Regions from separate parts of the Homo sapiens genome. Here region 1 is linked to region 2. Evidence: chromatin loops called from intact Hi-C (ENCODE). Cell type or tissue: Caco-2. All regions are shown on one strand. Links, peaks and the distances in the headings refer to the core of each region. The heading gives the core; the rest is flanking DNA.

Region 1 (16,447 bases), core at 3,623-11,622, 190 kb before region 2:
ACCATATGGTAACTGCAGACATGCCTCAAAATAAAACAGCCATATGTAGATTTTCAAATACTGACCTCATCCCTAGAGAGCCATATTTATCTAGAAGAGCATCTCAAGCCATATCAAGTAGAATTATGATTTGTGTCATGTTCAAAGATTAGAAGAATCAGCCTAATGAAAAACAATCACAAGTTAAAAGCAAAATGCCAAGGAAAATAAGGTTAGATACCCACAGACATTTAAAAAGCAAAGGCATCTGGAGACGTATCTTTCGAATTCTCCTTGCCCAGTCCTTATACACAGTAGGAAAGCACATAAAAGTAGCATTAAAATCTATCCTGTGCTATGGCCATCAGAATGGATTTAGGGGAATGCTTAAGGGATGATCAATAGGAGTGCTTGGCATGCGTATTTCTTCTCAGACTAGCAGTCACTGGATGCAAATATTTTCTGTCTGCTGAATGTGCTAATGGAATACCAATATTATTTTTTTCTAATTTCTATTGTTAAAATTTCTAGAGCAGAACATGTGGAACTCACTTCTATGGTTTCCTGCTGTTAATCATTCTCTACTGAAATTCTGCCAGTTTTCCAGAACATTTAGCTTTGTGGGCATGTGTCTGTGAATTAAAAACATGGAAGAAGGAACAGAATTGTTGCAGGAATTTGGAACAAATCTATTTATATATTCAGTGGTACCTCACTTCCCTTATCAAAATCGGGGTGGAGAAGGGCCAGAAAAGGGGATTCAGGAAGTAAAGGTCTACAAGTAATAAGAAGATTCTGTAATGATGATCATTGTAACTACAAAACCTCTCTCTCTCACGCTGTATTTATGTATTTATACATATACATACTTCTCTCTCTCTCTACACACACATACCCCACCTCTCTCTCTCTCTATATATATATATACACACACACATCTCTACATACATATGCATACATATTTTATATTTATATATGTGTGTGTATCATATATATATGTATATATATATGAAAAAAAGATTTTAATGACCTCCTTATGGACAGTCAAGCCCCGCATCCCATAGGTGTAGTATTATGCTAGCAGATTTCTCATGTCCAAGTTTTGTTTAAATCTGAGCACTCAGGGATATGCCAGTTGCCTAAAATTAATAATGTTAATCATTCCTAAATGTTCTTTAAGAGCTTTAGTTTTTCCTTTGCATTCCTTTTAATGTAGCAGTATTTCATTGGATTTGGTTCAGTGATTGTGTTTCAGACATAGTGATATATCATAGGTTTGCCTTCAAATCAAATACAGTTATGATCCTGAAGGAAATTACCCTTATAGGCCAAACTCTGAAAATTGTACTCTATCCTAAAAGGTCACTGAAATTTCTGAACTAATCTTTATAATACATGAATAAACCTAAACATTGTTTTTTACAAAGCAAGGCCCCTCACTAGTGTATGTCACTGGATATATAAGTAGACATCTGTGAAATTTATTTTTGAAGTATTATTTTGGTTTCTTGGTACGTAAATTGGATTACTTTATTCTAAGCCAGGTTTGTAAGTAGTTTTTAAAAGTCATTTGAACCCATTCAGATTACTCAGGCTCTTTCACTGTGTTATCTCATTTTGTACTCTTCAGTTTTGCTAAATGTAACAAGAGGAGACTTTAACAGAAAACCTTAAAATGTTTTCTGCAATAAAAAGATCAGTTCTTCATAGAAATCCAATAGCATTGTAAAATTAAAACTAATGTTCCAGCATAATAATGTCCATAAACTTGCTTTTCAATATTAATTCATTTTTGGTATTGATCTCATAAGGGAGTGTTTAGTTACCAACTGCTTTAGGCCATGAAATGTTTTGGGGCAAAGAAAATTGAAGGGATTGTTTTGGTATTATGTTGCTCTTAACAGATTTTTCAGGAATACATAGAACTGTGTTAGTTAGCTGACATCTTTTCTGTTATTTAAGTTGTATTTAATTGGGAAATATTATATCTTGTCATTTGTATCTGATTGTTTTATTGGAGAGGTTTTTTTCCTGAAAATTTGTAAAATAAGACAAGAAGACTAAATGGCTTATCTAATAATTTTTTTCCCTATAGAAATCTAGATTTTGATTCATACTTAATGTGTAGATCAGCCTTTCCACTAAGGTTCTCAAAGGTGGCTGGCCTTCTTTACTAACTGAAAGCAGGTTCAGCAGCCTCTTATAGCTTTCATGGAAAGAGTTTAATTGACCAAGATAGACTGTGTGTTCGTCAGCCTTAAGAAGAGAGATTTGTTTTATTTATATGCTATGACATAGGATATGATGGGATTGTCTTTATGAGAAAAATAGATCCTAAGATCCAGCATTCACCTTGTGACCTCCAGGACCCTGTGCACCAACCCTCTTGCATATGGTGACCAAATTCATGTATGCATCTTCCTTGTAGGCTCTGTCAGTTATGTTCCCGACATGGTAAAGATAGTTTTAAATCTCAAGTGTCCTAGCATAGCTAAACAAATGGAAGATATGGTTATATGTCCTCCTCCTTTTCCCATAGCATTTACATTCTTCCATAACCATTTATGCTTCTTATCTATTTTAGGAATGGCACCTTTATAAGTAAGTGAAAGATGAGAGACTGGAAAGTCCATACTTTGAATTAACTCTTCTCTTCCATGAACGTAATGCTTTACTTCCTACCACATTTTGGAGAACTTAGCACTACCCTTTTTTATAGAACATCTTTACTCTCTCTTTATTTAATGACTACCACTGGTATTTTTTAATATGTAAATTCAATAGTTTTTCTTTTTCCTTTTTTAGTGGTACAGGTAATAGAAGAATAGAAAAAGAGAGTTGAGGGAGGGACAAGAACTACTTTGAAATTAGAGAATACATTTACAGCCTCATATGTTCAGTTCATTTTTATATATATAGTTCTGGGATATTTTTGGAATAATTATGATTTTCTGAGAATCATGCTGACAGAAAACATCGTCTCTTTCTTTTAAGATGTTACATTTCAAGGTACCCCCTTATGTTTGCAGTAGTCATACTTCCGGAATCTGGGGGACAATTTCAATTTTTTTAAAAGATACTCTGCCCCAACATAAGATCATGGGCCATTGAATTCAGGCTGAGTTTTATTTTTTGATAGCTTTATTCATGATTACTGTTATATATAAAGCCAAATATAGCATGAATCATACATGGTTAGCTTTTCACTCTAATTCTCATTAGTACTTATTTGTTGAATGTCTGAATCTAAAAAGGGAATGTGCTAATAGAATATTACTCAATATCCATATAAAACTTAAATATCTATACAAATACAGTTTCTTTAACCAAGCAAATGATTAATGTTTAGGAGCATAGTTCATCTCAAAATGCTCTGCTCTGATAGAGATTCAAGAATACTTGATTTCTTGGGAGCCTACATGTGATCTAAAATGAAGGCAGGGGAATGGAATAATTCTGATTTAAATGTAGTTGTAAGAATAGTTTGGCAGTACATATCTTGATTGAACTTGATAGAACTGTCATTTATTATGGGAGCCTGTTGTCTAGGTCTTACTCATTTATGCCTAGTGTATTGTTAGTAATCTGTGTAGGAGTGTTAAATATAAAGGAAAGAAATTATAAGTATAGAATGCATTTATTCTTTATGTTAATGAATCTATTTGAAATATTTTGTGGAATCTTAAATGTGAAGGGTAATTGTTTATTTGATTACAGAGAAGGAAAACCTATACAATTTATTGGCTATTTTTTTTTTTTTTTTTTTGAGACGGAGTCTCGCTCTGTCGCCCAGGCTGGAGTGCAGTGCCGTGATCTCGGCTCACTGCAAGCTCCACCTCCTGGATTCACGCCATTCTCCTGCCTCAGCCTCCCAAGTAGCTGGGACTACAGGCGCCCGCCACCATGCCCGGCTAATTTTTTTGTATTTTTAGTAGAGACGGGTTTTCACCGTGTTAGCCAGGATGGTCTCGATCTCCTGACCTCGTGATCCGCCTGCCTCAGCCTCCCAAAGTGCTGGGATTACAGGCGTGAGCTATTGGCTATTTTTAATGTAAAACTTTGAAATTGTATTCAGCTATGGAGAAATTCTACTAGAGAGCTTATGGATGAAATCATAGCATCAGTAGTTGAATTAATGTGGGATATATTTCTCATGCATTTCCACCTTTAATTATGAAAACACCTGGAGCTCAGGGAAGGTAAGGAACCTGCACAACATCACACAGCTTCTAAATGGCCAAGATAGAGTCAAACCTGAGTTTCCCTGATTTGGAGAAATTGTACTATTCAACACTGATTATGGTTGTATAGTCTTTAGCAGATGCAAGTCATATATATTCTTTTTTTCCTTGCATATAATATCTATTGAAAAACCGGGTAGGTGAGAAAACTTTATTATATCACTAAGAATGACAGCATATTGTGAAAATACTGTCAGAATACCATCAGTCAAGTGTGTCTGTCCTTTCATTTAAAAGTGGCTTTGTCTAATGGCAGGCAGCATGGCACAATAAGTAGCCATGAGGAGTTCAGGCAGAGATGCATAAATGGGTGACTGTGAGTATTCTAAGAAATCTACTGGACATGATTTTTTTGTCTCTATATGGGATCTGGAAATTCTGCCAGAGAGGCATTTGAGTGATGCCTTCAAGAGTAACCCATGGCTGGGCATGGTGGCTCACGCCTGTAATCCCAGCACACTGGGAGGCCAAGGTGGGCGTATCACCTGAGGTTAGGAGTTTGAAGCCAGCCTGGCCAACATGGTGAAACCCTGTCTCTACTAAAAATACAAAAATTAGCTGGGCATGGTGGTGTGCGCCTGTAATCCCAGCTACTCAGGAGGCTGAGGCAAGAGAATCACTTGAACCGGGAGGCAGAGGCCATAGTGAGCTGAAATCATGCCACTGCACTCCAGCCTGGGTAATCCATAGGGCTTTTCTCAGGAATGCGAAGGTGGTTTGATGTTACAAAGCTATTATTGTGACTTACTGTGTAACGCTCATCTCCATAGAGGGAGAAAAGGCATTTGATAAAATTCATTGCTTTTTTAATTAAGTAAACACCCCATATTTATGGGGTATATGTGATATTTTGGTACATGTATTAAAGTTCATTGTTTTTTCTCCTTGGGAGGTTGAGGTGGGAGGATTGCTTGAGCCCAGGAGTTTTGAAGTTACAGTGAGCTGTGATTGTGCCGCAGCTTTCCAGCTTAGGTGACAGAGTGAGACTCTGTCTCATAAAAAGAAAAGAAAGGCCGAGTGTGGCGGCTCACACCTGTAATCACAGCGCTTTGGGAGGGTGAGGCAGGAGGATTGCTTGAGCCCAGGAGTTTGAGACCAGCCTGGGCAACATGAAACCTTGCCTCTAAAAAAAAAATTTTTTTTTAATTAGCCAGATGTGATGGCATGTGCCTGTGGTCTCAACTACTCGGGAGGTTGAGGCGAGAGGATTGCTCGAGTCCAGAAGTTTAAGGCTGTGGTGAACCATGATCATACCAGTGCACTCTAGTCTGGGGCACAGAGTGAGACCCTGTCATAAACAAAAAAATTATTGCTTATTGATAAAAGGTTAGTAAACCAGGAATAAAAGGGAACTTCCTAAATCTGTTTAAGGATACGTATCAGAAGCTTTCATCAAGGATATTACTGATGAAACTTTGGAAGCATTCTCTTTAGTCCAGGCGTGGTGGCTCATGCCTGTAATCCCAGCACTTTGGGAGGCTGAGGCAGGTAGATCACTTGAGGTCAGGAATTCAAGACCAGCCTGGCAAACATGGTGAAACCCCATCTCTACCAAAATTATAAAAAATAAGCTGGGCGTGGTGGCGTGCACCTGTAGTTCCAGCTAGTTGGGAGGCTGAGGCAGGAGAATTGCTTGAACCCAAGAGGCAGAGGTTGCAGTGAGCCAAGATCATGCCACTGCACTCCAGCCTGATGACAGAGCGAGACTCCGTCTCAAAGTAAAAAAAAAAAAAAGAAAAAAACATTCTCTTTAAAATCATGCAAGGGCCAGGCACAATGGCTCACGCCTGTAATCCCAGCATTTTGGAAGGCCAAGACGAGTGGATCACTGAAGGTCGGGAGTTCGAGACCAGCATGGCCAACGTGGTGAAACCCCATCTCTACCAAAATACAAAATTTTGCCAGCTGTGGTGGCGAGCGCCTGTAATCTCAGCCACTCGAGAGGTCGAGAAAGGAGAATCGGTTGCACCTGGGAGACTGAGGTTGCAGTGAGCCAAAATCACGCCACTGCACTCCAGCCTGGGTGACACAGTAAGACTCTGTCTTGAAAAAAAAAAAAAAAAAAAAGAATGAGACAGGAAACCATTTTTCACCATTTAATAAACGTTGTACTGAAAATACTAGCCAATATTAGGCCGGGCGCGGTGGCTCACGCCTGTAATCCCAACACTTTGGAGGTTGAGGTGGGTGGATTACTTGAGGTCAGGAGTTCGAGACCAGCCTGGCCAACATGGTGAAACCCTGTCTCTACTAGAAATAAAAAAATTAGCCAGGCATGGTCATGCGTGCCTGTAATCCCAGCTACTCAGGAGGCCGAGGCAGGAGAATTGCTGGAACCTGAAGGCAGAGGTTGCAGTGAGCTGAGATCACGCTGCTGCACTGCAGCTTAGACAATAGAACGAGTCTTCATCTCCAAGAAAATACTAGCCAACATTATAAAGGAATAAATAAAGCTGTCATTGTTTGCGGAAGTCTATGTAGAAAACTCAAGAGAATGTGCAGAAAATCTTTTAGAATTAATAGAGTTCACCAAAATTGGTGGATATAAAATTAACATACAAGTGCAGCATCAAAGAGGAAATGTAATGTTAAAAAAGATACCAATGATAATAGAAACCAAAATGTCAGGTACTGCGGAATCAATATTATGAAATATGCATATAACTTTAGAGAAAAGTAACTGATATTTTAGCAGACCCCAATAAAGATATATTTACATATAGGAAAAAAAAGTGGCCCTGTCTATAGACAATGCTAACAATATAGCTATTTAAGAAAATCATATGGACACGGGGAGGGGAACAACACACACTGGGGCCTGTCTGGGGGCCAGGTGAAGGGAGAGCATCAGGATAAATAGCTAATGCATCTGGGACTTAATGCCTAGGTGATGGGTTGGTTGGTAGATGCAGCAAACCACCATGGCATGCATTTACCTGTGTAACAAACCTGCACATACTGCATGTGTATCCTGGAACTTAAAGTAAAATAAAATTTTTTTAAAAAGAAAATTATTTATTTAGAAAGGATACTTCCTCTTTTTAAATAAAAGTTTTCTAGAACAGTAATTCTTCGTAATTTTTTCCTCAGCAACATACCACACTCCCATGACTGTTAAGAAGTTTGAAATTCGTTCAGTTGAGAATTGCTGAGGAATGCATTTTATGTCTGCTTCATTTATGTAGATACTTTTGACAAAGAAAATATTTTAGAATTTAGAAAGAATTCTTGATAGTAACAGAAATTGGTTTTTGAAAACAGTATTTTAGTGGTATTAAGACCTATAATCATCTCCTCTTCTAAGTTGATAAAAACCTTTACATTAGCAACCTGGAATAATAATGACCAGATTAACACAGTCATTGCATACCGGCCCTAATGTACCATGATCAGCTTACAAGCACGCATCTATAGACAACTGGCCCATCACAACATCTTGGCAAATTGATTGCCTTGGAGGATTTTGGAATGTATTGGCATAAATGCCAGACTGTGAAAGAATGATTGAACCACATGGGGTTGAATTCATCAATAGCAGCAGTCCATTCTTTCAAGCAGAACATGTGCCAAGCACCAGCTTGTAATCACAAACATCATCTGCTGCATATTGAAGAGGAAAACAGCGTGGGTGTGCTCAGGATCTTGGTGGTAGTTTCTAATTAATCACAACATTGTTTAGCAACTTGGAGTATACTCAAATTGCTTCATCCATGAGTTCTCAATCCCCATACTTGCTCTGGTGTTTCTCTTTTTTTCTCTTCTTTCCTTCTTTTATTCCTTATATTCATCAAGGAAATATTTACTGAATGTCCTCTATTTACATGATCCTGAACTAAGCACAATGGGAAGTAAAATGATAAAATGAGCAAAGCCTGAACTACACACCCGACATAATCCAGCACAGAGATCATAATTCACTATGGAACAGAGATCAGGGACCTAGTCCCCAAAACAAATTAGCCAGGAGTGAGAGCCTGGTCCAGTCCTTCAGAATTGCAAGGATGGGATCCCAAGCAGAAGGAACATTGTAAGAGACAAAATTGTAACAATATGGGACTTCTTTGAGTAAAACAGATTACCCAAAAATTGCTGAAGCATTGCCTATTAGAGGAGAAGTAGTATGAAACAAATCTTCTCAGGTGGGCTGGGGCAGGAGTGTCCCCTTCATGAAACAGGCCCTGATGGTTCTGTTATCAATGGTTTTGAACAAGTAAGTGGAGGATTCAGTGGGGTGCTTTAGCCAACAGGTGGCAGCAATGTGGAGGCGGGATGGATTGGATTCGGTAGAGACTGGGGATGTTGAGACCACATATTAGGCTTCTTATTGAACACATGAATAGTATGTGCCAGGAACCTTATTATCTCTAATCCTCAAATGGATAGTACTACTCTTAAATCCATTTTACTGAAGGGGCGATGGAGACTTACAGAATCTCACAGTGGCTACATTGTAGGACTGGTATGTTAACACTGGTCTGTGTGAACACTTTCCACAGCCGTGCACTGTCCCACTGGGAGATGGATGCCAGCCAGACAGGCAGTAGAAAGGTGGGGAGGCAGAGAGGTACAGGTGCAGAACAGAAGAAATCTTTCCAATGTTTTGTGGAAAGAAGTTAGGCATACATACATTAATTCTGATTAAAACTTGGCAATGTATTAGATTCAGGATATATGAAGAGAGAAGGAGCACTCAAAAGCCATGAATCTTGATTTACTTTGAAATTAGATAACATGGGGTAAAAAACAAGTTTGGGGTGAGAAATGAGGACTTCTGTTTTGTATGTACCTGAGTGGCATACCTCTTGTGGGTCCTTCCTTATGCCTTAATCTCATAATACTGTATATGTACCTCTGTTAGAGCACTTACACCATTGTGGCATAGCTTGTTTTGTTTTGGTGGATGACCCCATCCTGGTATTATGAGCTCCTCAGGGGCTGGGCCTCCTCACGTTTCTGTCCCTAGCATGGAGTAGGCTCATGGGAAGCGCTTCAGGTATGATAAGGAACTAGGGGATTCTTGGCCAGAGAGACAGGAGAAATCAATGGAAGTCCAAGGAGGAGGAATGCTTAAAGTGAATGTTGTGAGAACATGATTGGGAGCCAGTTAGAGATGAGTGAAAGGCTCCCCTGATAGCACGCAGGACCTGACATGCTGAATTTGTCCCAAAATGAGTGTGGCTCGTTTTTGTAATTATTCTCAAACAATGCTCAACTCCCTGGATGTGGGAATGGAGAACTCCCTGGATGTGGGAATGAAATGAGTGGCTTGAAGTAGATAAATCTGGAACTGAGGCTGGATAGAGTGGCAGGTGGGACCATGAAAATGATGAAGAAAATGAAATGGAGGAATTGCAGTCGTAAGGAGCACAGAGTATGTTTGTTACTATAGCTTGGAAGTGTTTCAGTTTTGTTTTGTGTTACTTCTACTGTTCATAAGTTGTTGATTTTTTATGCTAAGAAAAATAAGCTTATTTAAGTGGGCATACAAAATATCTTGGCATTTGTGGCATGAACAAGATGTCGGCCCAAGTTCTCTCTCTAAACACTTACTAGTTTGTGACCTTGGAAGAGTTATCTAATCCTTCTGTGTTTAGTTTCCTCTTTTCTAAGATGGGGGTAGCAACACTTGGTCTCTCTGACTTCACAGGACTCTGATGATGATAGGAAATTGTTCATAAGGCAGGAAGGGTTATTGAAGTATTAGATAATCCATTGAGATTTGAGCAAATGCTTAATACTCTTGGTGATTGTGTGAGAATGGCCGCCTCTGGTTGCATTCAGGAAAGGATCGTGGTGTTGGGGGATCTTGCTGTGCTTGATTGTAGCCCAATTATAGGGCCCTAAATTGAGGAGTGGGGAGAATAATATTTGAAGCTGAGCAGTGATTATCTTGCTCCCAGTGAGGCCCCTGCTTTCTCCACAGGGGCATCTTTACTTTATCAGCAGTGGGGAAGCCTCCTACAGTTTGCATCTTGTAATCCATTAGTCACAAAGTGTTCCACTTTTTCCTCCTTAACTTTAATATTAATACAAGGTAAAACTCATAAATAAATAAAACAAAAAGAAAGGGAAGAATAAGAGCAAGAAAAACCTTGAAGAGGTGTTAAGGGGGCTTCATCATTGGCAGTTCTCTTTCAGCAGTCTCACAGCAGACTTCATTACTTCAGTTTGATCAAACATTGTTGTTTCTAATAACCCCCTTGTGTTCTTACTTAAGGGAATATCATGCTCTTTGAATATTGAATTTTTTTTCTTATCCAGTTCACCATGTCAGCCTTCCTGACATCTAAAGTCTCTAGATTATTGGTGAAGCTTTTTCTTACTTTTGTTGTTGATTTTTAGCAGCTCTATTGAGGAATAATTTACATACAATAAAAAGCATGTATTTAAAGCATATAATTTGAGACGCTGGCATATGTGAACACCATGAAACCATTACCACAACCATGCAAGTGAACATATTGCTGCCTCCCCAGAACTTCCCTTGGTGCCCCTTTGTAATTCCTCCCTCCACAGGCAACCATTGATCTGCTTTCTGTCAAGTTATTTGGACTTAGAGTTTTCTTTGGGGGAACGTTTTTAACAAATTCAGTATTTTTAATAGCTTATAGGGCTGGCTACTCAGGCTATTTCTTCTTGAGTGAGTTTGGAAGATTGTATCTTTTAGGGAATTTGTCTGTTGCATTGAAGATGCTGAATTTAATGGCATAAAGTTGTTCATGATACTCTTATTATTTTAATATCTGTCCTGAGTTCACCTCATTTACTCCTGATATTGGTCATTTGTGTTTCTGGCTTTTTCCTGGATAGTCTGTGCATTTGTTTTCTGTGGTTACTATAATAGATTACTACAAATTTGGTAGCTTAACGCAGTAGACATTTATTTTCTCACAGTTGTGGTGGCCAGGTGTCCACTCCTGTCCCACACCCCCTCCAGAGTCCGTAGAGGACAACCTCTTCCTTCCTTTTTCCAGCTTCTGGGGGCACCTGTCATTCCTTGGCTTTTGGCTGCGTAGGTCCAATCTCTGCATTTGTCTTCTCTGCTTTTGTCTCGAATCTTCCTCAGCCTCCTCCTGATAAGGATACATGTGATTGCATTTAGGGAAAACCTGGATGATCTAGGATTGTCTTCCGATCGCAAAATTTTTAACTTAATTATACCTACAAAGTTTATTTTTGACATCTAAGATAATACAGGTTTCAGGGATTAGGATGTGAATATGTTTTGAGGGGCCCTTATTTAGCCTACCATAGCTTGGCATGAAGCTTATCAATTTTATTGGTCTTAAAAAAACAATTTTGGTTTTATGGATTTTTCTCAACTCTCTTCTTTTCTACTTCATGGATTTCCATTTTGATCTTTAGTAATACTTTTAGCGTGTGCATACTTTGGGTTTCACTCGTCTGTCTTTTTCTGGTTTCTTAAGGTTGAAGGTTTCCTAAGAGATTTCTTGCAGTAATTTTACCTGTTACACTTTAGCTCCATTCCACAAATTTTTATAGGCTATGTGTTTAGATTCTTTCAGCTTTATATTCTTACTAATTTTCATAGAAATGTGTTATTTAGTTTCCAATTTGGGGGATGTTTTCCAGTTGTCTTTCAGTTACTGATTTCTATGTTAATTTCATTATGGTCAGGATATTCTTAATATGACTTGAATCCTTTTAAATGAGTTGAGACTAGTTTAGAGCTCAGAATATAATCTACCTCAGGTAAATATTCTAAGACATTGACCATACAATTTAAGAATGCATATCCTGCTCTTATTTGGTGGAATGTGGTTTAAATGTCACTTATTAGGTCAAGTTTGTTGATAGTGTTCTTGGAGTCTTCTATATCCTTGGTGAATTTCAGGATACTTGTTCTGTCGGTTACTGAGAGTGATGAAATATGAGAGTACAATTGTAGGTTTTTCAATTTCCCTTTTCTGTTGTGTCAGTTTTTCTTTCAAGTATTAATATTTTGAAGCTCTCAGTAAGTGCATACACGTTTAGGATTGTTATATTCTCTTGATGAATTGGTCCCGTTATCTTTACAAATTGTATTTTCCTGCCTTTGTGCATTCTTAGTTATTTTTTATTTTATGTCCACATTATAAAATTTTATCTCATTGAGTTTTGTTCTCGGATACCATTAAGCTGCTTAGAAGCAGTTGAGTCTTGCTTTTATGCTGTTTTAGATGGCATTCAAGTAATGTTTAATCTAGGACTAAACTTACACCATTATTAAGGTATATCCCTTCTAAATACTCTTTTGTATGCTTCAGATTTTTCACTCTGGTTCGTAGGAACAGGCACTATCCCCAGCCCTGTTTGAGCTCCTGGAATTGATTTCTCTAACCCTTTCCAGTAGCTCTTTCCCCTGTCTTGGGTTGTTTCCTCACACACCTACACTGATCAGTACTCAACTGAATACTCAAGGGAAATTCTGAAGATCTCCAGATTCTCCTCCTCCCTCTCTGAATCTATCCTCCCTGGGTCCTCTGCCATCTGAATTCTAGCCCCCTTGGCATCTCTGTATTCTGAGCTGCATCTTTTCAACTCAAGGAAACACCAATGTCTGCCTGGTTTACCTGCCCTGTGCTGCAGCCTGGAAACTTTTTTGAGATATTGAGCTGGGGACAGTTACAGGGTTCGCCTCATTTGTTTCCCAAATCTCAGGTATCACTTTGCTTCATTGCCTGTTATCCGCTAGCATGAGAACTGTTGTTTCATGCATTTTTGCATGGCTTTCTAGTTGATTCATGTAGAAAGGGAAAGCTGATAGCCATTATTCTGTCTTAGCTGGAAATGAAAGTCAAGAGCTGGAATTTTATACAAACTGGCTTTTAGTGCATTTTTAATCATACTTAGAAAACCTTCTGTAGGCTAGGTTCACAGACAACCTATCATCCACAAAAGTGGCTGCCCTTGTGGGACTCTTTTTCATCCCTGCTGCTGGAGCCTCTGCCACCTGGACAACCTTATGCAAGTTACTTAGCAACTTGGTAGTATGAGGTGTTCAGAGTGAAGGAAGAGGGATGAGCTCATTTTGGGATCTTGAATCTACTGCTTTACTATGGGTTATATTTTAGGTCTTTTATTTCTAATCTAGTTGGTTAAAGGTTTTAGTTTTTATAATGTGAGAATTTCTGTGTTTGAAAGATAAACATTTAAAATAAAATTAAATGTGAAATGTTTGTATGCACAAAACATTTTTAATTACAAAAGCAAAAGAAATGTTTTAAGTAGAGCATGACATTTTAAATGTTCACTTATGAACATTCAGCCAATTAATGTACTTGATTTTTTTCTTCTGCCTCATAGATTCTGTGATATAAAGATTAATGATGGTTTTCATTTGTAAAGGAAGTTTTACTGCCTAATAAAGCTAGGTTCATAATTTTAATGAAAGGAAATTCTTTAATTTTGTTTATGCATAATCAGATGTGCAGCTGCTGGGACCAAAATTTATCCATTAAAAAATGCAGTCTAATAAAGGAACTACCATCATTTATTTTTAACAGGAAATCCAAATCAAGAGAAAATATAAAATCCAGATTTTAAAAAACTAGGAAATATGTGATGTTTATGCAATAGCTTATCTCTTGTTTTTATGGCAAGTCAAACTTTGGTCCTAATTTGTCATAATGTTCTGTATTTCTGTTCTCCAAAATCATTATTACCTAGCCTGACCATCAAATCATGATACAGTTTAATAGTGAAAGTAGATGCATCTTTCCAAAGATTATAATAGACTTCTTGCATTAGGAAAAACTAATTTCTCATCTGAGAAAGGGCTTTTGTTTGTTTTTGTTTTGTTGTCTTTTTTTAAAAAAAAAATCATGATATACAAGGTAAATGTTATTATTTTTATTTGAAAGTTTTGATTAAAGGAAAGGTAGTGCCTTGCTTATTTTGTGGGTCACTTGCAGGTATCTGTATTTGCAGATGAGCCTGCCTATCTTTCAGGTTGCTGATCCAGATATATTTCAGCATTGTTACAATCAAACTCTCAAAATTCACCTGTTTCACACAGTCTTTCTGATATATTAGGCTTTAATACTGCTTTGCTCGAATCTAAGGCAATTTGACATTTATAATACCCTCAGTCTGCTTTCTAAATGGATCGTCACTACATTTAGCTTTGAATGACCATCAACGCTTCTCTAAATTAATCTATTCCCTCTCTTGCCATTTAGAAACAAAATCATTTGCAATAACTCAAGTTTTATGATTATACTTATATCCATGTAGGAATAGAATATTCTCACCCCTATAATATTTCATTCTAATTAATGCCCTGGCTTGACGTCCCATACTAACTTTTATTGCTGAGACAACATACATATTGTATTCCATTTTTGTGAATTTGAATATTAGATTTTCAAAAGATCCTGAAATAGTTAGACTTCTTTGGATTTTAATTTACCGGACTTGGTTTAGAGTTCATTAACAAAACTTGGACTCTAATTAAGCAGTTAGCATTGCAGTGATCCCAGGCCATCTCTTCTAACAGCGGGAATACCATAGGTCCTGGGAGTTGACTCTAGCTCCATTAAGGACACCATATAGAATGCCTCTTAAAGCTAAGGTGACATTGTAACTGAAACACTTATGAGGCTGGAAGGGCCACATTTAGTAATTATGCCCTGACAACAGGCATCAATAAGGTTAGTCAACCTACTTAAGGACTCAGTGGTTCAGATTTACAGCTTTCCAGAACTGATCCAGAGTTCAGATAAAGACCAAAGTATCTCTGCCATTTTGAAAGTTCATTTGTATTTTAAAATAATCATTGATTGCCTCTTAAGGGACTATTCAAAATTTAGAAATACACACACACACACACGTACACACACATACACACATCTATAGATAATAGGTATTAATTGTTTTTCTTTATTAACTTTTTGGTAACTTTTATTAATAATCTCCATTGTAGCTATAACCAAGGCTGACATCATGCCCAAATTCTGTAACTTTAGTAAAATAACATGAATTTTGTTCTTTAATTCTTCTTAATGAATGCTTTTCTTACGGTTGATTAAAGCAATTTTGCCAGTGACTTTTAAGTAGTCCCACATGGATGGATTTTAAATAATACTTAATTGACAAGAAAGTTGAAGAACAAAGGAAGTGGTTAATCTCTAGAGCTTGTAGGGATTTAAGGAAGACTAATTTGACAGTTTTAGTTATATAGGTCTTCTAGTACCCATAAATTGCTTAAACTTAAATTATCTCTTGTCGCTTTTACAGTTCAAACTAAAAACAAAAACAAAAACACTATCTGTTTGCAAAATAAAATATTGTACCCAGATTTCTGTAAAAATAGAGTTGTTCTGATTTAAAATGCCCAGTCATGTTGATTTCATGAAGATTTAGGAAAATTTGTCCTATTGGGAATAATTACTATGAGAGCTAAAAATAATAGTTGTATTTTTTTTTTCTTTCTTTCTTAAAAAAGCTGGACCTGTGATCTGCAGAATGCTGAGTTATCCCCCAACTCGCCGAGCTTTAATTGTGGGTTGTGGCCTACAAATGTTCCAGCAGCTCTCAGGCATTAACACCATCATGTATGTATTTCTTTCTGGCTTTTTACTGAAAAGATTGTGAAAGGATTATTTTATGTGAAATAGTGAAAAGTATTTCATGTAAATACTAGACTCAGTGATTTGTTCTGATTAAATGTATGAATTCTCCTTTTGGGAGATACTGACTTTACAATTTTTTAATTCCAGTAATTTGTTACTAGATAAAGGTGATTTATTTTGTTTGTTATATGATTGGCTTTATTTGATTCCATAAAATTTCTCTTTTACGCCATCCAATACCTCCTTGTATTCTGAGCTTAAATGTGTCATTTTTTCTAAGCCATTTCTTGATGCTGGTTGGAAAGCAAAATAGAAGGAAATCACCTGGCATTGCCAGAGATTATGGGCACACAGATAACTAATTCATTTCTTTTTGGTGCAGTCTACTACAGTGCAATGTGATAAGGACATTAGTAGAAGTACGTTTATTATAACCAGAGTATGGTAGAGGGGAGATTGAGTGGGAAGGAGAGTGAGGAATACAGAAAAATTCCCTGTTCTCTAATTTTAAGAGTAATTCCCAAAGCTGTATGTGTGCTGAGGGTGGGAAGGACTAAATATTAAGGGCTCTACTAGGTTTCCCTCATTCAGTATTAAACCCATTTTTGAGGGCCTCTGTTGCACTAGACCTACAGCAGTAACTAAAATAGACCT
Region 2 (16,447 bases), core at 5,422-13,421:
TAATGGGCCAAGTTTGTAACAGTAACTTTTCATGGTTGCTTTGAAGGGATGCCCGGAAGTTAGAATTTCTTATAACTTGGGTTGCTTAGAGTAAATTTACACCATCCTAAATCTCTGGTTGGGAATTAGGATTTTGCTTCTTTAGTTCTCCTCAGATAAGAGTGAAGGTGTCCTATCCTGGAGAGATACTCTGTGCTTTCCTAGGTACGTTTTCACCACTACCCTCAAATTGTAATGGTGTAATTATATCATAAATTTCTATCAATAAAGAACTATTAGGGTTAACTTTCTATCAACAAAGAACTATTAGGGTTAACTTTTAGAGGGATATCTATGTTTTGAGGTGATAGCTTAGGGACCTTGTCCAGAAAAATCACAGTCCTGCGTCAGGAACTGGAAATAAAATCGTGCTTCACTGACACTCCTCAGTAATGAATTAGCAAGCTTGTGCAGTAAGCCCAGTAGAACGATGGTAGATGTGTCACACGAACTGTAGTAAGCTCTCCCCTTTTCTAAAATTCTGGATCTTTTATAAACTCTTTGGGAAGGGAACTAAGTTTCATACATTTATCAGTGATTAGGACTCAATATATGAAGTTGGAAGTTTTGGTTTTTATACACAGGTCATATTTCTTTTCCTCTACTCCCATATATAAGCCTGGAGCAGTCAAATTATTTCATCATGGAGAATAAAGGGGCAATATAGACAGCATGTGCTGTGTAGGAAGCAAGGAATATACTACTTATGGCTAACTAGCAAGAACAGTTGTATATTTGCACTGCTTAAGTTCCTTTGGTTATTTCTTAGGTTTGAAACTCTAAAGATAAATGATGGAGAGGTAACATTTTAAAAGGCAGAAATAGATCTACGTATGAACTAGGTTTGGTGGGTGTTGAGTGGGCAGGGGAGCATTGTTCCACCTTCAAAGGGAGCTGTTAATTTCTACATGTTATTACTAAAGGGAGTTCTGTGTATTCCATGATTGGAACAGGGAACCGATTATTTATTTGGTCTGTATATCAGGTTTTAGCCTAGTCATTCTGCTGGTAAGGATTAGTTCTCTCACTCAGCCAAAATGAGACATATTTCACCTGATTGCATGCAATTCTGCTGCTTTGTCCACTGCAGTGCCCTCTGAGCAGCTTCCCATTATTGCAGTCATTTTCAGGTTTTGCTCTAGGATGTGGTGAAAAGGTGCCACATCCAAGAGCATGACTTTTTCTAATCCCAGCCCACACACTGATGTCAAAGTATTTTTGTTCCTTTTCGGGAGCATTATGTTCTTCTACCAGCAGTTGCCAGGAAAGCATGAGGATATTTTGCAATAATGTTTGAAATCTGCATTTTTATTTTTTAGTTGGTATTTCTAGTGTTTATATTTTGAAGGTCAGGTGTGATGTCACATTCTCAGTCATTAGCTATCTACGTATTGCTGAGTATGTAACTCTGCCAAGTTAGTGCCTGCAGTGCCTTCCCAAAATCAGCATGAGGATGATGAGGAGCTACTTGGCCTTTTTTTTGCACATGTAAACGTGCATAGCCAGATGGCAAAAAGCTTCATCAGGGCAAGCACAGAGTCCACTCTAAAGTATCCTACTTCATTGCCACAGCAGGAGATCACCCTAGGAACTGTGATAATAACGAAAAGAGTAAATAGAAAATTGTTCAGTGAATCTTAGTTATTTCATTATTTGTAAGTATTCCTCCTTACAGGAGCCTGCCTACCTGCCTGCCTTTCTTTTTTCTTTCTTCTTCTCTTTTTTCTTTCCTTTCCTATTTTCTTAAATCTTCATGACTCAAAAGACTATTTCATTGCTGGGGATTATTGGTCAAGGGACATCTAATGCTGTTTTCTACTCACAATTAAACAAATGCAAATGTAAAAGCTTCATCATTCAAGGAACATTTATCTCTACATAGGGTATTATGATGGACAATAGGTTGAGATTTAAAAAAAAAATAGCACGGTGATTATTCTTTTGGCAAGCCCTTATAAATTGCTTTCTATGTGCCAAGCAGTTATCACCTTGTTTAATCTTTGTAACAACCCTATATGGACTCTTATTTTACAAGAAAATTGAGACACAGAGAGGTTAAGTAACTTGGCCAAAGTTACAAAGCTGGTAAGGGAGAGAACTGAGATACAAACTCATGCAGTCTGACATTAGACCCTGTGCTCTTGACCCTTGTGCCATGCTGTACTCCCTGGGATGAAATCTCAGTACCGTAGAAGAAGGAGTATATTAATATATGACCATACAGAGCACTATATGATAATGACATAAATGAGGAAAGTGAAAAGGAGTTGAGAGGAGGAGAGAATATCTCGGACAGGTGAATGGGTAGCATCCACACAGGCCTTGGGTGATGAGGTAGGAATTGATGGTAGATACTGACAGTAGATATCAAGAGTAAGAGTTTGCCTTCAGTTACAGGAAACGTCATGAGTAGGAGATACTGGGTCTAGACTGTAGGTTCAGAAAATAAGTAATTTAGTTTAGTTGCATAAAAGGATTGTGTACAGGAGTACAAGATAAGGTAGGCTGCAGCCACATTTTGCAGGCCATTTTGTAGACTGCTGGAATAAGGAGGATGGAGGTTTTTGAGCAGTGAGGTGGTCAGGGCGCTTAACTTGGTGGCATATGAGTTTGAAGAAAGGAATGATAGGAGCAGGAAAATCAGGAAACTGTATTCATTTACTACTGCAACACACATTAATAATATAGCACTTCCTGTGGGTCAGGAATGCAGGCATAGCTTAGGTGTGTCCTCTGCTTAGGGCCTCACAAGCCTACAATCAATGCACAGACTGGAGCTATGGTTTCCTCTAAGGCTCAGCTGGAGAAGGATTCATTTTTGTTAGCAGAATTCAGTAATTTGTGGTTTTGTGCTGAGGACTTCAGTTTCTTGCTTGCTGTTGGACAGAGGCTGCCCTCAGTTCCTTCCACAAATCTCCCAGCATAGGCATCCTACAGCATGGCGACTTGCTTCTCCAAAACCAGCAAGGGAATGAGAGACTTCAGCTCAACAGCACTGGAATCTTACTTACTTAATCACATATGTCCTGTCACTTTTGCCATATTCTGTTGGTCGGAAGCAAATCCAAGGTCACTCCCACACTCCAGAAAAAGGAACTACACAAGGCATGAAAATCAGAAAATAGGAACCATCAGGGTTACTCTAGAGTCTCTCTCCCGCAGAGGCAGAGGCAGGTGATGGGACACACACTCGGAGTCTAAATTAGGATGGTGTTAATGCAAATAGAAAAGTCAGATTCAAGAAATTATGTCTAGGAAATATGGTTTCTTGCCTATATCATGTGAAATTCTTTGTGTACGTTCTCTAACATAAGCATCAAAATAGCCTTTTGAGGTAGGTACCAGGAAAATCCTTATTTCACAGATGATGACACAGCTTTGAGATATTACACCTAGAGGCCACATATATCCTAACTTTACCTGGGTGTCCCAGCCTAGATCTGAACCTAGGATGTCAATACCAAAGCTCCTAGTCTTGGCCACTTTTCTTTACTTGGACTTAAAAGTATAAAGGACCTAAGAGAAGTGGATAAGAGGAAAATGAAAATAACTGCAAGATTTTAAACCATTCCAATTTAGGGTAAGGTGGTGTTAACTAAAATAGAAATGTCATGAGGGGCACTAGTAAAGTAATACTTATGCTATGCATATACCACATGCCAGGCAGTATGCTAAGCATTGAGTGTGCAGATGCTCTATGCTTATCCAGATGGGAATATTTAATGTTCCCAACAGCCCATGATACAGTTCTTTCCCCGATCTCACAGATCAGGAAACAGGACCATGCCAGTGCCCGCTAAACTCAAGGTTCTACAAATGCACTGGTTGGTATTTTGTTCATAACTGTTATTGCTAATGTCTGATGCATAAAAAGTGCTCATTATATAAGCTTTTGAATGAATATGGCTATTAAGTGGTAGAGTCACGATTTGAACTCAGAGCAGCCCCATGCTGCCTTCTGGAGAGGTCATTTCGTTGTAGTCATATTGCATTTGAGGCCATGGCAGGATCTAGATGTTCATAGCAACTCTGCTATTTTAGGTACTTAGGTACCTAAATTCCATCAGTGGAACTTGGAAGAAAGATCAAGGCCAGAATAAACTATTGAGGAGCATCCACATGGAAATTATAAAGTCCTAAAATTAGATGAGATGATTATGAGAGAGGGTATAGGTCCCAAAATAGAACCTTAGAGGACACCTATATTTAGAGGTTGAGAAGAGGAAGAGGCAATTTAAAAAGCAATGAATACATATAGGTCAGAGAGCTAAAATGGAGATACAGATATAAAAGCAAAGAGGGAAGAGAAGGAAGGAGAGTTGTCAGCAATGTCAAGCACCACAGAGTAATCAAAGAGCATCAAGATTAAGACAAGAAACCTGAATTTGTATGTTAGGAGCTAATTGATGACTTTTGTTTGAACACATCCAGGAAAAAGACCACATAAAAGTTAGCCAGCATCTGGGAGGGTGGGAGAGTTGGGCTGTGAAAGAAGGATTGTGTAGTCAGGTAGAGCTCGTGAGTATAAACTTCTGGTATTTCAGGAGAGCTAGTTGTGGTAATATGAGAGGAGTTGAACATTTGAGTAAGAGAGATCTTGTGTATTGTAGACAGAAGGGAAGGCTCAAGTAGGATGAAACTAAATAGGGCAGGAAAAGAAGAGATATTGATGGAACGTGACCCCAGAGGAGGCAGGAGAATGAGATGCAAGAACACTGATAAGAAGGGCAGTCCTCAGAAAGGGTGACAGACTTGTACCACCGGAGGGAGGAAGGAAGCCTACACCCTACAATGTTTTTTAAAAAACTTTCTTTTCTCAAATATTGAGAGAAAAATATAGAAAAGTAGAAGCTGATAGAGAAAAATTGATGTTCAAAGTAATGATCTTCAATTCTTTTAAAAGAATTCCAGTTGTTAAAAGATCTGTTCTTCAGATTCAAATGTATCAAGTCCTACAAAGCATCTCCAAATTCCTGGTTTTATTTTATTTTTCTCAACTGAAATTGATAAATCTTCCAAAAAAAGGAGGTAAGTTCGTCACATAGGAAACAGAAGGAAAGATTTCAGGATTACAAGATAGTAAGAAATATTTTAATTAATTGAGGCAATAGTTGACAAAAGTTTATGGAATGTCTACTCTTAGATAAGCAGATAATTCAGTAGAGAAGACAATAAAGGATAAAATAAGCATCATTAGGGAACCAACTGAGATAAAATGGCATGAACTTTTAATACAGCCCAACAGCATGGTTTCATAACACTGCTCAGTTTCTGAGAAGTGGTTGTTGAAAGAAGTTAATAAGCCACACCGGGTTGGGAACTCAAATGGTGAAAAATGGCAGACAAAAATAGAGGAAGAATGGATTCTAGAGGCTAGTGAAGACAGTATATACTTCATTTTATTGTGTTTGCCATCATTGCACTTCACAGACATTGCATTTTGTTTTACAAACCGAAGGTTTCTGGCAGCCCTGCATCAAGCCAGTCTATTGTCACCATATTTCCAATAGTATGTGCTCATTTAGTGTCTTTATGTCACATTTTGGTAATTCTCACATTATTTCAGACTTTTTCATTATCATATCTGCTATGATGATCAGTGATCTTTAATGTTACTATTGTAATTGTTGTCGGGCATCACAAACTGCACCCGTATAAGACGTCAAACTTAATTATAAATGTTGTGTGTGTTCTGACCACTCCACCAACCAGCTGTTTCCTTCTTTGTCTCCCTCTCCTGGAGCCTCTCTATTCCCTAAGACACTACAGTTAATAACTCTACAATGGCCTCTAAATGTTCAAGTGATAGGAATAGTAGCACGACTCTCACTTTAAATCAAAAGCTAGAAATAATTGAGCTTAATGAGGAAGGCATATTGAAAGCTGAGATAGGCTGAAAGCTAGGCCTCTTGCACCAAATAGCCAAATTGTGACTACAAAAGAAAATTCTTAAAGGATATTAAAAGTGCCACTCCAGTGAACACACAAATGATAAGAAAGTGAAACAGCCTTATTGCCGATATGAAGAAAGTTTGAGTGGTCTGGATAGACGATCAAACCAGCCACAACATTCCCTTAAGCACAAGCCTAATCCAGAATAAGTCTCTAATTCCATTTAATTCTATGAAGGCTGAGAGAGGTGAGGAAGCTGTAGAAGAAAAGTTTGAGGCTAGCAGAGGTTGGTTCATGAGGTTTAAGGAAAGAAGCTGTTTTCACTTCACACCTTGTTGCAAGGTGAGGCAGCAAGTGCTGATGGAGAAGCTGCGTCAAGTTATCCAGAACATCTACCTAAGATAACTAATAAAGGTGATGTATTAGTCTGGTCTCACACTGCTATAAATAACTGCCTGAGACTGGGTAGTTTATAAAGGAAAGAGATTTAATTGACTCACAGTTCTGCAGGGCTGGGGAAGCCTCAGAAAACTTACAATCATGGAGGAAGGGGAAGCAAACATGTCCTCTTCACATGGCGACAGGAAGGAGAAGTGCCAAGTAAAAAGGGGAAAAGCCCATTATAAAACCTTCAGATCTCATGAGAACTCACTCACAATCATGAGAACAGCATGAGGGTAACCACCCCCGTGATTCAATTACCTCCCACTGGGTTTCTCCCACAACGTGGAGACTATGGGAACTACAATTCAAAATGAGATTTGGGTGAAGACACAGCTAAACCATATCAGGTGGCTATACTAAACAACAGATTTTTCAATGTAGATGAAACTGCCTTCTGTTGGAAGAAGATACCATCCAGGACTCTCATAGCTAGAGAGGAGAAGTCAATGTCTAGCTTCAAAGGACAGGCTGGGTCTCTTGTTAGGAGATAATGCAGCTGGTGACTTTTAAGTTGAAGCCAATGCTCATTTGCCGCTCCAAAAATCCTAGAGCCCTTAAGAAGGGCTAAATCTATTCAGCCTGTGCTCTAAAACGAAACAAAAAAACCTGGACGACAGCACTTATATTTACAGCATAGTTTGGAGAATATTTTAAGCCACTATGGAGACCTACTGCTCAGGAAAAGAAAAAAAAGATTCCTTTCAAAATATTACTGCTGATTGACAATGACACTGGTCACTCAAGGGCTCTGATGGAGATGTACAAGATGAATGTTGTTTTCATACCTGCTAACACAGCATCCATTCTGCAGCCCATGGATCAAGGAGTCACTTCAACTTTCAAGTCTTATTATTTAAAAAATGCATTTCATAAGGCCATAGCTGCCATAGATAGTGATTTCTCAGATGGATCTGGGCCAAGTAAAGTGAAAATCTTCTGGAAAGGATTCACTATTCTGGATGCTATTAAAAACATTCGTGATTCATGGGAGGAGGTCAAAATACCAAATGAACAGTTTGGAAGTTTGCAAGAAGTTGTTCCAACCTTTATGGATGACTTTAAAGGGCTGAAGACTTTAGGGGAGAAAGTAACTTCAGATATAGTGGAAAACAGCAAGAGAACTATTGTAGAAGCGAAGCCTAAAGATGTGACTGAATTGCTGCAATCTCATGATAAAACTTGAACGGATAAGGAGTTGTTTCTTAAGGAGGAACAAAGAAAGTAGTTTCTGAGATGGAATCTACTCCTGGTGAAAGTGCTATGAACATTGTTGAAATGATATCAAAGGATTTACAGTATCACACGAACTTAGTTGACAAAGCAGTAGCAGAGTTTGAGAGGATTGACTCCAATTTTGAAAGAAGTTATCTGGGTAAAATGCATGCTACAGAGAAATATTTAGTGAAGGGAAAAGTCAGTCAATTTTGCAAACTTCCCAGTTGTCTTATTTTGAGAAATTGCCACAGCCACCCCAGCCTTCAGCAACTACTACCCTAATCAGTCAGCAGCCCTCAACATTGAGGCAAGACCCTCCACCAAAAAGATGATGACTTGTGAAAGGTGCAGATGATCGTTAGCATTTTTTATCAAAATATTTTAAAATTAAGGTTTGTACATTTTTAGACAATGTTATTGAACACTTAATAGACTGCACTTTCATGGGAACATAACTTTTATATGTAGTGGGAAACCAAAAAATCCGTGTGACCCACTTTATTGCAGTGGTCTGGAACTGACCTCGCAATATCTCCAAGCTATGCCTGTATTGGCGTGGTCTAAGCTGAGCAGTGAGGTAAACGAATACTGAAAGGATAATCCAAAGGCAGATCTGGGTGTAGCACAGATGATCAGAAATGAGGAGATAAACAAAGTGGTGGTTGTGATCAGAAAAGGAAGGCTCAAAGTCTGAAGTAAAATAGTTCCAAATCAAGGAAACTATAAAGTGCTGTCTCTGTAGTGTTGGAGATTAAATAAGGAACTATGAGGCCAATGCATTATACGGAGCACAGAAAACCACACACTGCGTGTTTTCACATATAATTGGGAGCTGAACAATGAGAACACATGGACACAGAGAAGGAAACAATGCACACTAGGGCCTGTGGGGGCTGGGAGGAGGGAGAGCATCAGGATAAATAGCTAATGCACATGGGGCTTAATACCTAGGTGATGGGTTGATAGGCACAGCAAACCACTACAGCACGCATTTACCTATGTAACAAACCTGCACATCCTGTGCATGTGTCCTGGAACTTAAATAAAATAATTTTTTTAAATGAGGCCAATGAATTAAAAATAAATGAATGTGGCAGGGGATGAGAGGAGGTAGACTGAGCAGGCACCCAAATCATCAAGACAGGTGGAATGTTATGATGAGTTCATAAATATGGTAACAATAGGGCTTGGATGACAAGGTTCAAAGATAGAGGTTGAAGGAGACAGAACAATACTCTAAATTGACAATAGGGGATAGGAATGTTTTTGAGTCTGGTAATATCTTCAGGGGCAATTAAGGTAAAGAACTGGAAGTTCAACTTCAGAATGGATCTAAACTGTAGGACCCTTTGCTTTACTATGGATTAAGAAGGCAAGGTCATCAGGGAGTGACTGGTAGAGAAGCAAGGACACGGAGCAGAAAGGGAGAGGGCTATTTGGAATCAGATAGAATCATTTGTTTCCCTCATCCACCCCATCACCCTTTACAGGTTACTCTTCTAATCCTTAAAATAGTCTACAAAGTATTATCCCCATTTTATCAGATGAAAAGTATCTGGCTCTGAAATTTGAATCTTGTCATGATTGCAAATGCCATGGTCTTTTCACTGCCACATACTGACTCTCAGTGGTACTGAAGTGTTACTGCAGCTTCCAGGGACTAATTAGAAATCATGTCTAATTTATGTGAAATGGTTATAAAACACGGTGTCTTTGTTTTGCTCTTGAATTATACTTGGCTGTAAAATTGCTATACAAGCTCGCATATCTAATACTGTATATTTAGTTCTTATTTTTTAAGAAAAACATTTTGGACTCTTAAGACATTAAGGAATTTCCAAATACATAAATATGATCATATTGAATTTCTGCAACTGTAGTCAAAAACATTAAGTTAATACTTATATTGCATTATTTTTCAGGTGTGAAAATGAAACCAAGTTCAAAACAGAAGATATATTTTGGGCTTACAATTTCTGCCCTACTCCATACTCCTGGACTGCACTTCTGGGCCTTATTTTATATCTTGTCTTCTTTGCACCTGGTAAACAAAGACTTTGTTATACTGTTGCATTAATTGAATTGCCTCTTTTTGGAGTAGATAAACTATAATTTTTCAAATTTCTTACATGCTATTTTACTAAAGTTTTTAATGTTTTATTTCTCAGGAATGGGACCAATGCCTTGGACTGTGAATTCTGAAATATATCCCCTTTGGGCAAGAAGTACAGGAAATGCATGTTCATCTGGAATAAACTGGATTTTCAATGTCCTGGTTTCACTAACATTTTTACACACAGCAGAGTATCTTACATACTATGGTAAGATAATATTTTTTCTAACATAGTTTTGTTTTTATTTTTATCACTATTTTTAGATACACTATAATATCATTTGTGATTGAGACTATGTGGTTATATTTTGCTGTTATAAGTATCTCCATGTGGCTTTCTTGTCCTCCAAAGGCATCGGAAATGTGTCTGGGAAAGAAGAGAGGGATTCTCCTATCCTAAACAGCACTGCTTCTTGTTCCACAGTGCTTAGGGCTGTCACCCAACCCCTCTCCCAACTCAGACATCTCCCAGCTATCTCCCCAGGTGGAAGTCTTTACACCATAGCTTTTAGTTTCACAGAAACAAACAAAAAAAAAAAACAGAAAATGGTAAAAAGATGTAGGCAGGGAGTCTAGGGCCAATGAGATGTCCTGTGACAGGCATAGCGTCCAGTCCAAGAGCAGAATCTGCGTAGGGCTGAAAGTAGCTTCCTCAAATGCTTAACAGTATGCTGTGCTGTGGCCATACCTTCCACTGTATCACCTGTGCTGCTCAGGCCAGTGCTTGTGCATTTCAGTGTCCTCTGAGACCAGTACTTACCACTTGCAAAAGTGTAAACATGACGGAAGTATTCAAATGCAAATGTATGGAGGCCATAATTCAAAATGAAAAACAATAGTGCTTAGTGGCTGAGTCAGGAAAAGACTTTGCTTTTTAGAAAAAAGATTTCTGCATTGTTCACATGACTTTATAGGTTGCAATAGGATTATTCATGATGAAGTATGAGGTTTCATTCTAATATCCTCATAAGTCCATGTGGTAGAGACGGAATGCCTGCTGCTTAGACCATTCTCCCAGAAGAGCTTCTCTCATCTCCCCGCAATCTCTTTACTCTGTGCTCTGGCCACTTATCATTTCTCTTTGCAAGAACAGGTTTGTCTGCCCTTAGCTCTCTCTAGTAGACTATAAATCCCTGGAGGGCCAGGACTGTGCCTTGTTCATTGTTACATTCCCAGTTCCTGCCAAGGCATCCTGTTCACCTGATAAGCACCAAAAAGTGTTTGTCAAATGAATAAATACATGGATAAATTTTGCAGATGAATGGTGAATATGATGAAACATTATAAAAATCTATTCCCCATCTCTTCTGACCATGCTGAACTGGTATTTGCTTTTAGTTAATGGTATTTATCTAATGCTTTTATTATCTTCATAAAACTCTTCTCTCTCCTAATCACCACTTAAGACATTTGAAATATTTATTTTCTTGGAAAGGAAATGCACTGGCATTTTAAACTGGATATATATTTAGTATATTCAGCTGGATCCCATTTGGCAATTAAAATTTTTCGATAAATTCATAAACTTATCTTCATGACATAATAAATACGAGCACAATAAATATTTCCTCGTATTTACTGATTCTAGAGAACACTTAAATATTTGAAGACCTAAGTATATGCTCGCATCCTGAGAAAGCATTTTTCATAGAAAGGCATAGACCAAATAATAAAAGTTTACATGATTATACTTTTGACAGCAAAGCTCCTCTTTCTTGAATTTATCCTGCCAGAAAACCAGAGAAAAATGAGGCAACAGTAATGAAATTTAAATAGGGCATAAGCAGAATTCTTTCAAAAATAAACAGTTAAAAGTGTGTTGCTTTGCATTAAGCTTCTCTCATGTCAGAGCACTGGTCCATTTGGTCTACTACTCTCTAGTAGTAGAAAAATAGTTCATTCAGGCTAGTTTTTCTCCCTTTTTGTGTCTCATTTTAATCCACATGTTACTGGTTTATGTAAGCTATGCATTTATATTCCTCATTTAATAAATATACATCCTAATCGTGTATTCCTCTGGAAATAGTTATGTCTTCTTTGTTGCCTCCTTTTTTATTGTTTCATAAGATCTCAAAATTTGATTCCTTCCTCAACCATATTGCTTACACAGGTCTGCCTTGTGCCCCCATTCAATAATGTTTATTACTAAAAAGTATCATTGCTATATCACCAATATGCCATTTTATATACAGCACATGTGGCTAAAGAGATCCCTTGGGGGGCATTATGTCAAAGCTTCTCTCTTGAGGTAGTCAATTTGTGTAATTCAATTAAATAGTTGTTTTAATCTGGAACTTAATGTAGGGCTCTAATAAGATTTAAATCCTTAGAAGAATAAAGGTGAGGAATATCTAACTGTTCAATAGTCCTGATGGACTCGTTACAGACATTTTTTCTTGCCATTTTCACTCCAAGGGAGGAATAAATGAGAAACTGAGATAGTGACTGATTTGACCATGACATGGACCAGGTCACAGCCTCCCAGGTCTGCCCACACTCCTCCACGACTTAGCCACAGGTCTAACCATTGGAACCCACACTGAGTAGGCAGTTTTGGCATTTGCGTGCTTTGGATTCCTCAGATTTTGTAAAACGGTCTTGTATTTTAATAGCAATTCCTTGATATTATTCAGCTTTGGGAATCCAGGTCACAAGAAAGAATCTGTAATCAACTTCAGGAATCTTCCTAACCCAACAAATGTTTTTTAACTATAGGAGTGAGTTTAGCGCTGACAGATTTGATTTGTTACTTCTAATTATGCTACTGTTCCCAAATTGTGAAAGATAATGATGAAGATAAAATATACTATTATATTTAAAAGTCAAACTGGGTTTGCTGTTACAGATTTTGTAGTTTAGAAGCCTAGTTTAATCTAAAATGTTTTACCATCTGTACTTATTTTTTCTTTATCTTCATCATAATTACTATCCCGTCTTTGTCCCTCCCTGCTAAAGATTCCATTTCTCTTCCTACCTCCACAGTCTTGCATATCTGTACTCAGAACACAGGACTTCATCTCCTTTCATTTTTTTTTTGTCAAAATTCCCCCATTCTCCAAGAGCTAGCTTATCAGTATCACCCTTTTTGTAAAAACATCCCAATTAATTAGTCACACTAATCTTATTCTGTATCTTAATAGCAACTCTTCCTTTCCTGGTCATTTAGTAGAATTTAACAATCTGGGCATCACTTTTTTGAGCAACTGATATTCAGAATTCTAATGGGCATGATAACATACATTATTTCTATTCTTTACAGTTGGGCAAAGCTAGAATTATTTTCCCCATTACACAGATCAAGTCTCTCTCTCAACCATCTCTTAACTATATCTCCTATACATGCCCCTGATTTTGGCTGTAAGATTTACAGAATCATAAACTGCCAACACTTAAGTAGGAGCTGAGAAGCCCCCTTATTTTACTTAATGAGGCAACAGAGGCCCAGAGAAGAGGTTAAATGACTATCCAGAAGTCACATGGCCAACACTTAAACTCAGTTCTTCCCACTCCCAGTCTGATATCCTTTCTCCAGCCAATTGTCACATTAGTTTTTCATCTTACTTCCCCCATCTCATACACATGATGGTCTGGACTGAAAGCCTAAAATTAGACAGGGGCTCCATTTTACTTTGTTGTTTTCCACCATCAAAAGTACAAGTATAGTTTCTTATATTCAAATTGGCAATTCAATTATGTGTGTGTGTGTGTGTGTGTTTGGTAGAGACAGGTTTCACCATGTTGGCCAGGCTGGTCGGAATTCAATTATTTTAAAAGTCCATCTTGGAAATGTGTAGAGAATATAAACAAGTCATACATTCATATATCTCATCCATCTAGGCTTGCTATCATGACCCTTAGAAAACCAAACTAGCTAATATTTATGTGTTTCTGGCTGTTCTGCATTGACATGCATAATCTTACAGCAAAACAAAATTCTCTGACTTCATGGAGTTTACATTCTAGTGGAGGGAAATGAAAAACAAATTAAGAAAGGAACTTCTTCTGACCTCAAAGTGCCTCTAGTGTAATAGACAAGGCAAGCATACGTGTGTGTACATAATTATAATATTTCTTGGTTGTTATTTTAGGGGTCTCAACAACATGCTGTGATAGCACATGGAAGAGAATAATTCCCTCTAGTCAGGGAAGGGAGGAAAGGCTTCAAAGCCAAACTTACATCTGAGCCTGTTCTATTATTCTTGAGTTTCTAAACTTGAGTTTAGAAAGATACATTACATCATATTCTCAGAGTTGGAACAATTGGAGTAAACCAGGTTCATAGTAATTTTTTGGTCCATTTCATACTGTGATTATGCATGACTGACCAGAAAAAAAAAGTCAAAATCAAGTAATCTTTCCAACTTAAGCCTCTCTCTATATATTCATATTCATGTATCTATTATATTCCGTTGCAGGAGCTTTCTTCCTCTATGCTGGATTTGCTGCTGTGGGACTCCTTTTCATCTATGGCTGTCTTCCTGAGACCAAAGGCAAAAAATTAGAGGAAATTGAATCACTCTTTGACAACAGGCTATGTACATGTGGCACTTCAGATTCTGATGAAGGGAGATATATTGAATATATTCGGGTAAAGGGAAGTAACTATCATCTTTCTGACAATGATGCTTCTGATGTGGAATAATTTTCAGCTGCTCATATATTTAGTTATTTAAACAAACTGGGGGGAGAAGAACAGCAATTGGTGACTTCACTGCCCTGCTTCTAATCTGGTTCTTTCCACAGCCTAGTTTTGATTGACTTCATATTCTAGAATACTTGATTAGGAGGAAGATACAACCATGATGACTTTTTTTTTCCACAAGGAACAATATTTTAAAAAATATTTACAGAGATTTTAATCTAATAATTCTTAAGCAAATGTGTGTAATGCCTTCCTGAAATAGTCTAAAATGAATATTGTACCCAGTGACTTCAGTGGTATCCTTTTTTCCTAAGACCATTTATAATTATTAGTGGCAACAGAGTCAGTGCTAATCTAGCCAAATTACATATGTATAATATATTTATAAAGGATTCTGGGAGATGGTCCAAGGGTGTTCTGTGTCAAAAGATGGCCTATTGGCCCTCAGTTTTCCTACAGAGTAGTGGCTTATCTCTGATCAGCTGTTACAAACTAAATTCCATGTAAGCTTTCATCAACAAATTCCAAAGTGCCTCCTACAAGGGCACAGCTGTCCGTATCTCCTTTGGATTCCATATTTTTGTTTCTCTCCAATTCAGATATTGGGAGTTCTTCAGATACTGACTCTGCACACTATCTTTTGAACATTATGAAAATATAATCTGTCGGGTTGTTTTCATACTTCTTTTTTTTGCATCAGTGATAAGGCATACATTTGCGCAGATGAGCTAGGAAGTTTTGAGAAGTACCTTTTATGTTCAGAAAGTAACAGATTAAAGGTTTTTATGGGTTCCAAATTGGTTAGTCACTTAGGTATGCAATTATAAATGCAAAATAGTGCCAGATCTTTAACTGTATATCAGGGTCAGTTTTTGTTCATGCCCAAATCACTACACCTTCCTCATTGGCCTTGGAGTCCTACTATTTCGTGCCTTCATTTGTGTTACATACATAGCTGCAAGCAAACCATTTTTCCCCTTTCTTTTATTCAAACAATAATTTTTGAAACAAAAAAGAGGAAGGAAATCAGTGGCAGAAATAATCCTGCTGTTATTGGTGTTTGTTTAATAAAAATAATGGGACTTTTTTCTTAACTTTTTATTAGCTCTTCCTAAGGGAAATGTCACATATTATTATTTAATTGTACTTGTCTTTTTTTACTTTAAGAGCATAAACTCGTTTTTATTTTGCACACTTTTCTCATTTTCCTGAGAATTTACCAGAAAAAAAAAAGATACATAGATTTGTCTCTGTGTTTTTCTTATTCTTGGCTTAGTTTTTCCTTCTTGTGTAAAAATTGAGATTGCCTATTGGAACAGATAATTGGTTCTAATATAGCACGTCTATAAGAAATGCAGGCTTAATTATATTTCCACAATGTCTTTCCAAGGTATTCATTGGTTTTTATGGTAATTCATCACTGAACTCTTAATTTTTGCTTTTCTATTAAGAACTATATAGTATGTACAAAATTACTTGATCACAAAATTACTTGCTAGTTCCAGGAAAAATATGAATGAATCTTCTGTGGCCAGTTAGGAATACATCAGTTTGATGCATTTTTAAATGGCTCTAAACATCTAATAAGGTACTGTATTTGGAGAGAAAAGGTGGCTATCTCCATATTCAAAATATTTCTTCCAGTCTCCAAGATACTCTATTCTTTTAATGTCTGGCTTGTTCCTATCACAGTTATCAAGCTGAGAATACAGCTGAGGAAGTTCATTCTCTAAGTCACCAGAGGTATAATATGTGCTTAAACTGTCAATTTAGTGCCCTAAAAATCCATTAACCAAAAACAAAAACGTTTTCTCCCTTTGGTCATTTCATATAATAAAAAAAATTAATATTTTATAGAGGTTTTTTCCTTGAATTAGGTGCTTTAACAATTGATTTCCAAGGGAATATTAGTATTGATTTTTTCCTCAGAAAAGCAGATATGATTTAATAGGGAAAATTATTATTCTATTGATATTTCTTATCTCATAAGAAATTTCTTATCTAATATTTTACACAGGTAAATTGAAGTGAAAAATAAGCTACTATATGGTACAATCAAAATATAATAAGGAGAAAAAGTAGACCAATAAAGTGCTCTCTAA

Evidence for each region. A loop is a pair of places that touch in the nucleus more often than their neighbours do. Peaks named below come from ENCODE experiments on the same cell type or tissue, not always from the same donor. Only the 100,000 strongest peaks of a DNase experiment are listed, where the experiment ranks them.
Region 1: a loop joins it to region 2, with 19 times the contacts of the local background. A loop is called at or near these places in 7 of 110 quality-filtered maps.

The regions. Positions count from the first base shown.
Region 1 is chr12:39,950,585-39,967,031 of GRCh38, reverse strand. SLC2A13 (solute carrier family 2 member 13) reads left to right here. Exons shown (of 10, transcript NM_052885.4): 4 at 15,667-15,775. Among named protein-coding and RNA genes, the nearest start is that of SLC2A13, 150 kb to the left of the region's middle. In Caco-2, for the core only: a CTCF peak has its summit at 8,458 (motif pointing right); a DNase peak (open chromatin) is centred at 8,471.
Region 2 is chr12:39,757,924-39,774,370 of GRCh38, reverse strand. SLC2A13 (solute carrier family 2 member 13) reads left to right here. Exons shown (of 10, transcript NM_052885.4): 8 at 9,513-9,634; 9 at 9,759-9,911; 10 at 14,119-16,447. The coding sequence ends at 14,345. It also overlaps a transcript of REDIC1 not described here. Among named protein-coding and RNA genes, the nearest start is that of REDIC1, 140 kb to the right of the region's middle. In Caco-2, for the core only: a CTCF peak has its summit at 9,220; no DNase peak of the experiment used is centred there.